Regions from separate parts of the Homo sapiens genome. Here region 2 is linked to region 1. A link is a loop called in an ENCODE intact Hi-C map of the cell type or tissue named here. Cell type or tissue: gastrocnemius medialis. All regions are shown on one strand. Each heading gives the region's core, and the rest is flanking DNA. Links, peaks and the distances in the headings are about the cores only. Region 1 overlaps ME2 (malic enzyme 2). Region 2 overlaps LOC107985152 (a long non-coding RNA gene).

Region 1 (4,403 bases), core at 160-4,159:
TGGCACAAAATTATGTAACCCTTTCTATCTCCCCTTGGTGTACCTCCTTAATCATACTTCTCAGAACCATTGTCAATAATTTGCTGGGAGTTCTTCTGATGGTTACCATCGTGACTGATAGATTTATTTCCCAGGTTCAAGCAGTTCCCCTGCCTCAGCCTCCCGAGTATCTGGGACTACAGGCATGCACCACCACACTCAGCTAATTTTTGTATTTTTAGTAGAGATGGGGTTTCACCATGTTGACCAGGCTGGTCTCGAACTCCTGACCTCAGGTGTTCTGCCCATCCCAAAGTGCTGGGATTACAGGTGTGAGCCACCACGCCCAGCCAGGTGTTCTTATTTTGTAAGATACACCCAGTATACTGGTATCACACCAAAGGAAATTAATAATAATTGCTTAATATCGTTTATCATTACCTCAGTTCAACAACTTATTTTTATTCCCAATACCTTTTTTATTCTAGAATTGCTCTTTCTAAATAGCTACTTTTAAAGCAAAAATGGTTACAGTACTCATTGAGCTTTTTCTGGAGAATTATTAGGATTCCTTTCAATGTTTCTGCCTTTGTGCTGTATTTTCCATAAATTTCTAGTGATCCTCAGTTGTCTCTTTCTTTTAAGCAAGACTGTGTTGAGTAAAACAGGAATTTTGTATGATTTTCTTTTGCACTTGTGTCTTTTTTCTTCTGGTAGGTCTTTCCCTGACTAGCTGACAGCAGGCTCTAATTAAGATATGACAAGTTTATATAGGCTGGCATCAGGCAAGCATGTATAACTGTTGTCAAAGTAAAGAGGGTATTTAGTCTGTGAATATCCTGGTACTTTTCTATATTTTTCTCCTTTTTTTTGCCCCTCATGTTTTCCTATATGTCTCTTGAGACCTAACTTCTATAATAGAAACTGTCCTGTCATCCATAATCTCTTTCTAGAACTTGATAATGTTCAAAATTAATGTGTTCTATTCAGTAACATTTCTATGGCCTAAAAGACATGAGGGCAGGAAAGGAAATACTTTTCTGCTGATTTTAACAAAGCTATTTTTTTAAACTTTTTTTTTTTAGTTCCAGGGGTACATATGAAGGTTTGTTATATAGGTAAATTGTGTGTTGCAGGGGGTTTCATGTATAGATTATTTCATCACCCGGCTAATAAGCATGCTACCCGATAGGTAGTTGTTTGATCCTTACCCTCTTCCCGCCCTCTACCCTTAAGTAGGCCCCAGTGTCTGTTGTTCCCTTCTTTGTGTCCATGAGTTCTTATCACTTAGCTCCACTTGCAAGTGAGAACATACGGCATTTGGTTTTCTGTTCCTGTGTTAGTTCACTTAGGATAATAGCCTCCAGCTCCATGCATGTTACTGCAAAGGACGTGATCTCATTCATTTTTTTGGCTGCATAGTATTTTTTTTTATTTATACACATGGTGTATATGTGCCACATTTACTTTATCCAGTTTACCATTGATGGGCATTTAGATTAATTCTATGTCTTTACTATTGTGAATAGTGCTGCAGTGAACATACACATGCATGTGTCTTTATGGTAGAATGATTTATATTCCTTTGAGTATATACCCAATAATAGGATTGCTGGGTCGAATGGTTGTTCTAAATTCAGCAAAACCATATTTTATATCATATCTGAGTATTAAGGAATTTAGCAGTTGATTATTTTTATATAACACTTTAAAATCCTAACTTAAATAACAGCTATGGATACCATAAATATAGACATTAAAAATGACCTGGTCAGGCATGGTGGCTCTCGCCTGTAATCCCAACATTTTGGGAGGCCGAGGCAGGAGGATTGCTTGAGGCCAGAAGTTTGACACCAGCCTGGGCAACATAGTGAGACCTTGTTTCTTCCAAAAATTAAAAAAATTAACCAGGTGTAGTGGTGCACACCCCTATTCCCAGCTAGTCAGGAGGCTGAGATGGAAGGATCGCATGAGCCTGGGAGGTCCAGGCTGCAGTGAGCCATCATCATGCCAGTGCACTCCAGCCTGGGCAACAAAGTGAGACTGTCTCAAAAAAATAAAATAAAATGACCTGGCATTTGAGGCAGAAATGAGCCTAAAAGCAGGAGGATTGGCTGAAAGTCTGTTTATAAAGCAACTTAAAAAAAAAACTGTTAATATTTGAATGACCTAGTTGAGCAACTATAACAACCGGATGAAAATTTTTTTTAAGACTTTAAAAGGGTCAAAGGGATAAGATATTGACTCTAATGGAATATTGGAGAATTCTGGACCAAGGTTAGGGAGGGAACAAATGCACAGAACAAGCTTTTGAAGCCAGTTTTACAGTGGAAATATAGACCAGGAAGAAAGTGGCTAAGAGGTACAGCTGTGCTTTTCATGGAAAGTGGACAAGATCGGCACCATGTCCGAGTCTGGCACTACCTCCCACTCTGGACTGAAACCCTAAAGTGCTGTACCTTGGATTGGGGGTATAGTTTGCAGCAGCAATGGGTGATTTAGAAAACCTCAAGCCTCTGTTCGGGACTGCCAGTGCCCACAAGTGCCCAGCGGAAGCAAACAAAAATTTCTCTGAAATAAGATAATGGCATCCTAGTCCTCAAATTATTTTTATAAATTTTCAAGTACAACCTAAGTAGAAAAATAAAAAAAAAGATAATGAGGCACATAAAGAGACATAACAACAGAAGCCAAAACCAGCAAAAACAAGAAAAACAGACACACTGAAACCCTGGATATACCGTAAATGCTATGAAACAAATATGCTTATTATGTTTATAGAGATAAAAGCCAATCTTAAAAACTTAAGACAAGTACCACTAAATTCTAGAATTGAAAAATGTAGTAGTCTATAAGAACTGAGTGAGCTGGGTGTAGTGGCTCATGCCTGTAATCCCAGCACTTTGCGAGACCAAGGTGGAAGAATTGCTTGAGCCCAGGAGTTTGAGACCAGCCCTGGCAACGTAGTGAGACCCCCATCTCTATAAAATTAAAAAAAAAAAAAAAATTAGCCAGGCATAGTGGCATATGCCTGTAGTCCTAGCTATTCAGGAGGCTGAGATGGGAAGATCACTCGAGCTTGGGAGGTCAAGGCTGGAGTGAGTCATGATTGGGCCACTGCACTCCAGCCTGGGTGACAGAGCAAGACCCTGTCTCAAAAAAAAAAAAAAAAAAAAAGAGTGAATGAGGCTTATGGCAGATTAGACCAGAGAGAATTAATCAACTGGAAAATATCTCAGAAGAAGCAATCCAGAATGCAGCACAGAGAGACCAAAAAGAAAAAAAAATAGGTAAGGGACATACATTTCATTGATAGATCTTTAATTGAAGTCCTAGAAGAAATGAGAATGAAGCAGAGGCAACATGTGCCGGCCTCATGGCTGAGTTTTTTTTTTAGAACTGGTGATTGACAATCAATATTCAAAAAGCTCACAGAAACCCATGTGGGATGCATAAAAAGAAATCTACATCTAGGAACATTATTGTGAGGCTTCAGAATCACCACAAAGAGAAGAATATGAAAGCAGTCAGAACAAAAAGATTTCCTTCAAAGAAGCGACCGTTAGACTGACAGCAGACTCCTCAGTGACAATAAGATACCAAGGCAGTGGTAATGACCTATTAAAGTTGCTTATGGGAAATACTTGCCAACCTAGAATTCATTACACAGTGAAAATATCCTTCAAGAATTAAAGCAAAATGAAGACATTTTTCAGAAAAACAAAAAACCGGGGATTCACCACCTGGCAGACTGTTTTTATATTAAAGGAAAGGAAATTTTGTTCCTTAGGGAAAAAGAAAATAATCCCACATAGAAACCCTAAGGTGTAGGAAGGAATGAAAAGCAAAGAAAGTTATGAATAAGTGGGTGGGTACAACAAAATGAATGTTGTTTATATAGAGTGAAACAAACATCACATGGGATTTTGAAAAATATATATAGAGAGAATTAAAATGCACAACAACAATAGCTCCGTTAAATAGAGTTAAGCTGTTATGTGGGACTTACATTGATTGACAGGAAGGTAAATTAAAAATTATAATGTGGAGCTGGGGACATTGGCTCACACCCATAATCCCAGCACTTTGGGATGTCAAGATGGGAGGATCACTTGAGGCCAAGAGTTTGAGACTAGCCCTGGCAACATAGGGAGACTCTGTCTCTACACACACAAAAAAAATTTAACTAGCCAGGTGTGGTGACATGTGCCTGTAGTCCCAGCTACTCCAGACACCGAGGACAGATGATCACTTGAGCCTAGGAGTTTGAGGTTACAGCAAGCTTTGGTCGTGCCACAGCACTGTAGCCTGGGCAATAGAGCGAGACCCTGTCTCAAAAAAAAATTTAATGTAGAACGTTGGTGGTTAAAGATGCATGATATAAATTTTAGGATAACCATTAAAACACTACAAAGACTTCCTGT
Region 2 (4,403 bases), core at 101-4,100, 60 kb after region 1:
AATGCTCTTTCTCCTCTCCCCAAGTTAACCCTTCCTGGGCCTTCAGATCACAGCCCTATAGCCACAGCCTCAGGGAAACCTTCCCTGGCCTCCCCACTAGGTAGCATATTACTCTTTTTTTTTTTTTTTTGAGATGGAGTCTCGCTCTGTTGCCAGGCTAGAGTGCAATGGTGCGATCTCTGCTCCCTGCAACCTCCGCCTCCTGGGTTCAAGCGATTCTTCTGCCTCAGCCTCCATATAGCTGGTACTATAGGTGTGCACTACCACGCCCAACTAATTTTTGTATTTTTGGTAGAGACGGGGTTTCACCATGTTGGCCAAGATGTTCTTGATCTCCTGACCTTGTGATCCGCCTGCCTCAGCCTCCCAAAGTGCTGGGAACACAGGCATGGTCCACTGCGCCCGGCCGCATATTACTCTTATAGCACCTGCATCTGACCTTCCTGGTGCTTGGCACTTACTATTTTCATTTTGCTTCTGTGAGCGATGTTTCTCTTTCCCATTAGCATTGTAAGCTTCCCAAGAGCAGAACTGTGTCTTTTGTTTCCCTCTGTGCCTAGCTTGGTGCCTGGAACATATTAGGCACTCAATAAATAGTGTTGACTGGTTCAGTTTTCCCCGTCATCCTGTTATTCAGTTAATATGCAGTGCTTTGTTTTCCTAGGAATTCTTCCTGATTAATATTAAAAACAAACAAAATACCCACCCCTAGTCTCTGAAATAAAAGTGGGAAGGAGGATAATGGTTGTCTGTGACTTTAATGGGGTGAATCCTTTTAAGTACTAATTTTAAAGCTTTAGTTTTGTGTCATATGATATGCAGACAGAAACCTAGACCCATGGGAATGATTGGAAAAAAGATTTACTCTGCCTAAAAAGTTGGGATGTTAGCTTTTGCAATGTATAGGGGAATCAGAACAGAGAGGAGACAGCCAAGCCCCAGGCAGGAGTCTGGAGCCCTATGCAGGTAGGAAAAATGGGAAAACTTTTAAGAACACAGATATCTGATACTCAATTTTATGTTGCCTGCATTGCTTGGAATTAAATCTCTACTTTCTACCTAACTTTCTTTGAAGTCTGCTAGACACATATGACTTGGGGATCCCTCCCCAGCCCTGCACACCACCAAAAGAGAACAAGTTCTAAATTCCATGACTAGGTTGACCTGGGGGGAGAAAGGACAGCAGGGAAGAGAGTGAGACAATCCCCAAACTAATACAGTTCACAGGAGCTGAAGTCAGAGGTGATTACATGAACCAATGTTTCCCAGTTATTTTCAGAAAATTGTGAAGAGGACATTGACCTTAACATAGCCCATGGAATGAGAGTGACAGGGGTTGAGCCAATTTCATGTATATCTTAAAGGACAGGGTAACTCCAACTGCAATCTAGACACAGATATTTCTGTGTCCTTGATATGTTTCAAGGGTTAAAAGGCTGTCATATCCAGTATAACAAGGAAGTTTTTTGGGGGGAAGCAGTACCTCAGTTTATCCAAAGCAAAAAATATTTCCACCCCTAAATAAAGCTAGCTGAGAAGCACTGCTGCTCAGATGTCAGGATGCTAATTATACACCCAGCAGACATCGAAGGTACAAAGATGAAATGCAGCCACGAAAAAGTAAAAGGGGAAAGACAAGGGATCAAGTTGTCCAGCTATATAAATCTACCTTTAATTGCCAGAAATCATTCAGGCAGCCTCAGGTAGAGAACTACACAATGTTTAGTTCACTGTCACCAAATGAAACCAAGGTTATCTGGGTTGTTTTCTACATTGTTATGGCTTCCAGATGTCATAGGCTTGTCTGACTATATCTCTTGACACATCCTGGGCTGGAAATGACCTTGTCACTCGGCCTTCTAAAGTGCTGGGATTACGGTTGTTGACCCAGACATGGGTACCTTAGAAGTACCCATGTCTGGGTCAGCAACTCAAATGCTGATCCCAACTGGCTTACAAAGGGCCTTCCCATGGAATACATTTTCACACAGCTAGCAGATAACAGGGCACAATCCTCCCCAGCATGCCTATACCGAGAGGCAGTATAGCCTAGTAGAGTGGCCTTCAGGCTAGGTAATAGTATCCCTGGAGATATGTAAAGACTTTTCTAAGGATACACAGGCATATTCTCATATGAAATATTTCGTAGAGTTTATCTTCCTGAGAATTATTGCAATCAAAGTGTTTTGCTGTAGTATTGTGCATTGTTCCAGAATGAAAAGCCTCTGGGATACCAGTGAAAGGGATAATTGGAATATTGATATTGAGGTTGAAAAAAAATGAATGATTAACACCTTTTATAAGTTAGGTAGTTTCCAACTTGTTTTGAACAAAACTGAAGGAGGATCTAATCTGTCCAATGATAGATTTGTTTAAGCAGCTTTATGGAGATATAATTCACATGCCATAAAATTTGGTAGTTTTTCATATATTCACAGAGTTGTACAACCATCACCACTATCAATTTTAGAACATTTTCAGTATCCCCCAAATAAACCCCATACTCATTGGCACTCACACCCACTCCTTCCCATCTCCCAAACCTACCATCCCTAGGCAACCACTAATCTGCTGTCTCTATAGATTTGCCTATTTTGGACATTTCAGATAGATGGAATCATACATTATGTGGTCCTTCGTGACTGGCTTCTTCTAGTATAATGTTTTCAAGATGTATCCATGTTGTATCAATCCTTTATTCCTTTTTATGACCAAATAATATTCCATTCTATGGATATACCACATTTTATCCATTCATCAGTTGATCCAATAATAGATTATGAAAAATATTGTCTACAAAACACCTGTATCAGAAATGAAAAATGAGATATTCCTACAGATCTTATGTTTGTAAGATATTGCTACAGATCTTACATTAGAAAGATAAAAAAGGATATTATAAATAACTCCAAAGTTACTGAAACAACTTCCTTAAAAAAAAAAATTGCCAGAACTGACACAGAAAGTAAATAGGACTAACAAGACTTTCTATTTATTAAAGAAATTGAATTTGTGATAAAAAAGAAACCTTCTTACAAAAAAAAAATCTTGAGGGCCAGATTAGTGAATCATTTTAAACAATTGAGGAAGAAATACACCTTTCTTCTCCAAACACTTCTGGAAAGTAGAAAAAGAGGGAACACTTTCCAACTCATTTTATGAGTTTAGCATAACCTTGATGCCAAAATGTAAGGACATTAAAAGAAAGGAAAATTACATGCTAGTCTCTATCATAAAAACCCTGAAGAAAATAATTAGCTAATTGAATCCAGTGAAATATGAAAGGAATAAGACCTCTTCATAAAAGGAGTTTATTCCAGGAATGCAAGATTCATTTAACATTTGAAAATCAGTGTTTTCCACTTAATAAAATAAATGAGGAAAAACTGTGGGACAATCTCCACAGATACAAAACATTTTTTGATAAAATTTAATAGTCATTTGTAGTAAGAACTCTTAGCTTATTAAGATAAGAGATAAAAGCCAGGCGTGGTGGCTCACGCTTGTAATCCCAGTGCTTTGGGAGGCTGAGGAGGGCAGATCACTTGAGGTCAGGAGTTTGAGACCAGCCTGACCAACATGGAGAAACCCCATCTCTACTAAAAAAATATAAAATTAGCTGGGCGTGGTGGAGCATGCTTCTAATCCCAGCTACTGGGGAGGCTGAGGTAGGAGAATCACTTGAACCTGGGAGGCGGAGGTTGCGGTGAGCCGAGATCACGCCATTGTACTCCAGCCTGGGCAAGAAGAGTGAAACTCCATCTCAAAAAAAAAAAAAAAAAAAAAAGAATGAGATAAAACAGCAACTCAAAGTACTGTTAAAAGAAAAAAAAAAAAAGGGATAGGAGAGACCCTTAATGTGCACCACCACACCCAGCTAATTTTTAAAACTTTGTATAGAGATGGGGTCTCTCCATGTTGCCCAGGCTGGTCTTGAACTCCTGGGCTCAAGAGATCCTCCCACCTCAGCCTTCCAAAGTGCTGGGATTACAGGCATTAGCCACTGTGCCTGGTCATGTACTATATTGCTTTGAAGGTCTTAGCCAGACCAATATAGATAGATAGATAGATAGATAGATAGATAGATAGATAGATAGACAGAATGAAGATTGGAATGGAAGAAATAAAACTTTCATCATTAGCAGGTGACATGATTATGTACATAGAAAATTTTAAAGAATAAGCAAATAACCTGTTAGGATAAATAGATGAATTTAATAAGATTGCTGAATACTCAGTCAATATAAAGAAAATCAACTTTATGCCTACATTCCAACAACAAACTAATAGAAAATGTTTTAATGATATCATTTACAGAAGGATCAAAACTATCAAAAATCTAGGAATAAATCTAATGAAATATATGCAAAACCTCTCCACTGAAAACTACAAAATATTATTCA

The links. A loop is a pair of places that touch in the nucleus more often than their neighbours do. Peaks named below come from ENCODE experiments on the same cell type or tissue, not always from the same donor. Only the 100,000 strongest peaks of a DNase experiment are listed, where the experiment ranks them.
Region 2: a loop joins it to region 1, with 4 times the contacts of the local background. A loop is called at or near these places in 1 of 110 quality-filtered maps.

Annotation. Positions count from the first base shown.
Region 1 is chr18:50,932,617-50,937,019 of GRCh38, forward strand. All of the region lies in intron 13 of ME2 (malic enzyme 2), which reads left to right. Among named protein-coding and RNA genes, the nearest start is that of ELAC1, 33 kb to the right of the region's middle. In gastrocnemius medialis, for the core only: no CTCF peak of the experiment used is centred there; no DNase peak of the experiment used is centred there.
Region 2 is chr18:50,992,668-50,997,070 of GRCh38, forward strand. The region is part of intron 1 of LOC107985152 (a long non-coding RNA gene); the gene reads right to left. Among named protein-coding and RNA genes, the nearest start is that of ELAC1, 27 kb to the left of the region's middle. RefSeq lists a silencer at 1-146. In gastrocnemius medialis, for the core only: no CTCF peak of the experiment used is centred there; no DNase peak of the experiment used is centred there; H3K27ac peaks cover 1,068 bases.